Linked DNA regions of Homo sapiens: region 1 is linked to region 2. A link is a loop called in an ENCODE intact Hi-C map of the cell type or tissue named here. Cell type or tissue: heart left ventricle. All regions are shown on one strand.

The links. Hi-C counts contacts between places; a loop is a spot of excess contacts. Peaks named below come from ENCODE experiments on the same cell type or tissue, not always from the same donor. Only the 100,000 strongest peaks of a DNase experiment are listed, where the experiment ranks them.
Region 1: a loop joins it to region 2, with 4 times the contacts of the local background. A loop is called at or near these places in 11 of 110 quality-filtered maps.

What each region holds. Positions count from the first base shown.
Region 1 is chr2:27,682,490-27,684,989 of GRCh38, forward strand. The region is part of intron 9 of SLC4A1AP (solute carrier family 4 member 1 adaptor protein); the gene reads left to right. Among named protein-coding and RNA genes, the nearest start is that of SLC4A1AP, 20 kb to the left of the region's middle. RefSeq lists an enhancer at 1-375. In heart left ventricle, CTCF peaks have their summits at 1,186 (motif pointing left) and 1,387; no DNase peak of the experiment used is centred here.
Region 2 is chr2:28,451,185-28,453,684 of GRCh38, forward strand. No RefSeq gene overlaps it. Among named protein-coding and RNA genes, the nearest start is that of PLB1, 44 kb to the right of the region's middle. RefSeq lists enhancers at 546-1,059, 1,060-1,573. In heart left ventricle, CTCF peaks have their summits at 1,490 (motif pointing left) and 1,690; a DNase peak (open chromatin) is centred at 1,457.

The DNA of each region.
Region 1 (2,500 bases), 770 kb before region 2:
GATCACATCTTTCCCAGAACTTGGTTCTTGGATTCTTTTTTTTTTTTTTTTTTGGAGACAGAGTCTCACTCTGTCACCAGGCTGGAGTGCAGTGGCGTGATCTCGGCTGACTGCAACTTCCGCCTCCCGGGTTCAAGCAATTCTCCTGCCTCAGCCTCTCGAGTAGCTGGGACTACAGGCGTGCTCCACCATGCCCAGCTAATTTTTGTATTTTTAGTAGGATGGGACTTCACCATGTTGGCCAGGATGGTCTCCATCTCTTGACCTCGTGATCCACCTGCCTTGGCCTCCCAAAATGCTGGGTTTATAGGCATGAGCCATTGTGCCTGGCCAGTTTGTGGATTCTTTTTCTCAGCTTAGGGTTATCAAGAATTGATGAATTAATTTATGCCAATCAATTTGCAAGTAAATGGTTTGTAAATTAGAATCATAGTTTATTAATTTCTCATGAATGTTGCATTTAAGAATGGGTCTCCTGCATTAAATGCTTTTCCCCAGGTGGATAGATGTAGTGTTCAGACTCACCAACATTTAAGAACATAGTGTGTGCACTTGCCTCTGCCATATGATTTTTCTTCATTTAATCCTTCCAACACCTTTTGCTGTGTGGGAATTATTGCCTCTTACAAATGAGGAAATAGAGTCAGAGAAGTTAAATACCAGATCACACCAGCGTTATGTAACTAAGCTGGTAATCAGATCCAGGTCTGTCTCTTGAGCTTTATGATTTCCCTGCTACCCTACAATATATGTCTGTCTGTATGTTTTTGCTTTATCTATATTCCTATTCATAGATTCAGCTTTTAAAAGGTTTTCATTACCCCTAAGAGCTGAACCTTGAGTATTAGTTTGCTAGGGCCACCATAACAAAATACTAGGGATTGGGCAGCTTAAACAACAGAAATTTATTTGTTCACAGTTGCCAGCAGGGTTGGTTTCCTCTAAGGCCTCTCTGCTTACCAATGGCTGCCCTCTTGCTGGCTCTTCAGATGGCCATCCCTCTGTGCACTTGCACTCCTGGTGTCTCTTCTTCTTCTTCTAAGGACATGAGTCATACTGAGTTAGGGCCCCACCCTAATAGTGTCATTTTAATTCAGTTTAATTTAATTTACAGTCATATTCTGAGGTACTGGGGCTTGGGACTTCAAACATGAATTTGGGCAGCAGGGGGCACAATTCGTCCAAAACACCCTGAATTAGGGTATACTGCCCTCTGGTGGCAGAAATCTGAAGTCCTAGCTATGTATTCTTTTTGTTTGTTTCATTGAGAGACAGTCTCACACTGTCACCCAGGCTGCAGTGCAGTGGCCATCTCGGCTCACTGCAACCTCCTCCTCCCGGGTTCAAGCGATTCTCCTGCCTCAGCTTCCCGAGTAGCTGGGATTACAGGCACCCACCACCACGCCCAACTAATTTTTTGTATTTTTTTTTAGTAGAGACAGTTTTTCACCATGGCCAGACTGGTCTCGAACTCCTGACCTCATGATTCACCTGCCTCGGCCTCACTATGTATTCTGAATGAGTAATGGTTTACCTAACAAGTAGGCTTTTCAATCTGTTGCGGTGGGGACTTAGGTTTTAAATAGAAAACTTTTTACTAAACAGCCCTCCTTAGAGAATTTTAGAACTAAGTCCTATATTTAAAAGATAATATAGGCCGGGCGCGGTGGCTCATACCTGTTATCCCAGCACTTTGGGAGGCCGAGGTGGGTGGATTGCTTGAGCTCACTAGTCGAGACCAGCCTGGGCAACATGGTGAAACCCCGTCTCTACTAAAAATACAAAAATTAGCTGAGCACGGTGGCCTGCGCACCTATAACCCCAGCTACTCAGGAGGCTGAGGCAGGAGAATCGCTTGAACCGGGGAGGCAGAGGTTTCAGTGAGCTGAGATCGCACCACTGCACTCCAGCTTGGGCCACAGAGCAAGACTCTGTCTCAAAAAAAAAAAAAAAAAGATATAACCAAGATATGCTTTGGTTCCTTCCCTCTATTCCATAACTGTGATCAACCTTTTCTAATAAATACTTTTATTGAATGGCTTTGATTAGAATATTTAGCTTTATTCTTTGAGAAATGTCTTCCTCCTTTTCTTCAGGATCTGTTTGATGGATTTACATGCCTTGTTTCCTTGAAATTACGCTAAGTCTAAAATGAAAAAGCAGCACAAATGACTTATTTCTGATTGTCTGATTTATTCCTTAGAAGATTTTGTAATCAATTGAAATCCTTTAATATCATGAGTTATAACAGTCCAGAATTCCTGTAGCTGGCACTCATCTGAAATAACTATTTTAGTTCCTTACAAGCTATTTTCAAGTGTTTTGTATTTAGTAATCTTTGACTCTAGGAACTAATAAAGACACTTGTTTAGGGTCTATAGAGGGGTAAAATTTCATGTCAAAGTCCCACCTCCAGCAGACTTCTGTGGAGTTCATCAACCTAAAAAGAGTAAACATTCAGTACATTTAGACTGACCTCCTTGAAAAGATTTTTCTCTTG
Region 2 (2,500 bases):
CACTTCAAGGTCAAAGGAGGCTATTAATAATTACATCTGGACAACAGTTGTAATCTGGGACTGTCTGGACAAAAAGGTGTCTGTTGAATAAGTGAATGAATGAACAAATGAATGAATGAATGATTCTTAGGCTGAGGCTGCTGACACCGAGGCATTCATGGCTTCCTACATCCGTTGGTGCCACTGTCTAATAGAAAATTCACCCGTGTATACCATGTATACCAAGCTGGGATTGAAAGTCCATCTCCGTTCTTAGCTTGCAGACTGGGACTCCACTGCAGAGAGAAACTGGGCTGAGCCGGAAGGGCCCTGCAGGTGCTGCTCAGAGCATCTTCCTCCACTTTCCTGCTGGCTTGGGCACCAGGAACTCGGCTCTGCGCTTTCTGTTCTTTGTAGCATTTAATCCTTACACCAGCCTTGTGAAGTAGATGTTCTTATTACCTTTTACAGGTGAATCAACCCAGGCTTAGAGAAGTGAAGTATTGTGCCCAAGGCGCTAATATCAGAGATACAACCTATACCCAAGTCTGTGGGACACCGAAGTACGTGCCTCTAAGACGTCACCACCTTGCCTTTTATGTGGCCTTCTCTCAAGAAGAGGACTTAGAGGCTTGGGGCGTCCAGTTTCTGGAGGCAGGCAGGGCCTCCTGTGGCCTGATCCATTGGCTGGAGAGGAGTCAGCAGGGGCTGGGGTCATGGCATTGTCCCAGTGGGAATGGAAAGTTTGCCTCCTGGAGGCGCCCCCTCTGCCCCACGTCTGATTGCGGGCAGAGTCTTGGACGGGGCAGTGGCACATTCAGAACCTCTGGCCAGGCTAGGACCATGAGAAGTGGGCTTTTCATAGGTTACAAGCCCTGTGGCCGTGGGAGCAGGCGGGGCAGGGACCCTGGTCAGCCTGATTCACAGGCCAGGATGCTGCCACCTGAGCCTTGTAACTGAGCCCTCGTGGCTCCTGAGGGTGGGTTAAGGAGGAGAAGGTGTTCCGAACCGGAACTCCTAACCAAGGGCTCTATCAGTCCTTCCACCTCCTGCTTCCGGCCCGCCCCACACCTACCCCCTGGAGGGCCGTGGAGTTTCTTTGATGCACGGCCTGGCTGTTTTTCCAGAACGTGGTTCATTTGCAGTCCCAGCCCATCGGGAGAGCGGCCTGAGAGTCTGAGGGCTCCAGCCCAGGGGAGAGGCTTGCTGGGGCCTGGCTGGGCTGAAGTGGTGGAGAGGGGAGAGGCCAGGCCCAGAACCTCTTTTTCCCTCTTGTGTTCCCAGGCCGGTCAGGCTCCTGCTGGGCGATTGATGGAGGTGAGAGGATGTGGGCTAGGGCTGGGTCTGGGCAAGGGCTCTGTGAGGGAGCAGGGTTAGGCACTCTCCCCCGCTCCCCCCACCTGCCTCCCACCTCCACTCTCTGCAGATAGCCCTTGCCCCAAGGCTGCAGCCCAGTTGACATCCCTGAGCCTGGGCCACCAAGCGCAGCTCCCTTGCGCCCTCTAGTGTCTGCCCCTCTCAGGTACAGGGTGCCTTGGGCCAATCTCTGAACCTAGAATTGACCTTCCAAACCGGGCCATTCCTAAGCATGAGGTGGACTCTGTTGACAATGATGCTGGGCAGCAGACGCAAAAAGAGACTGGGCCAGCTGTCTTTTCACTCCACTCAGGTCAGAAGTGCCCCCTCCCCACTCCACTGTGGTCCCCAGAACCATCTCTGGGAACCACCCCATTTGTAAATGAGATAATGCATGTGACGTGCTTAGCAAGGGGCTGGGAGAGTAGGGGACCAGTGACTATGTGGTCAATGAACAGCTATTAGCTCCACTAGGTAGAAGCAATGATCTGTTTGGTCCTGTGCTGGGGGCTCGTTTCCAGGGGGGAGGACAGAGAAGCTCTGTCCAGTGCTGCTGAGGCAGGAATGAGGACTCCATGTTCGGAGTCTGGCACGGAGCAGGAGGGTGATTTGATGGCTCGGTGTGTGTTGGCTGCAAGAGCAAATGCAAAACGTCAGCCTGAGATTAATCAAGACATCCTTCCACTTACCGTTTCGGGTCTTGTTGGGGAGTTTGGAAGGAAAACTGCCTTTCCAGCAAGATGTTTTGACATGATGCCTTTTCCCTGGCATGCGTTGTCTCCTTCTCCCCACCCATCCCCTTCGCCACAGCTTTAGGGATGACCTCTGCCCTGCTGGGTGCCCTTGATGACTAACACAGCAAGTGTGTGGACCGCCACCTGTCCTGGCCTCACCCACCTTCACCCTCCATTTCTTCATGACTGCCCCCGTGGCTTCTAGGGGGAAGGCCCCAGACAGGTTTGCTAAACTACTGACTCCCAGGGCTCCCTGACAGGGCCTGATGCAGGGTGGCCAGCGGTTGTGACCCCTAGACCAGGTGGGTCCCAGCACAGGGACCTGAGCCCCACCCTCAGGGAGCTGGCGGCTACACGGGGAGCGGTCACCTGTACAGATAAATCTAGTGGAAAGCCCCCATGGCCAGAACCAGGGCGGAGGGCCTGGGGCA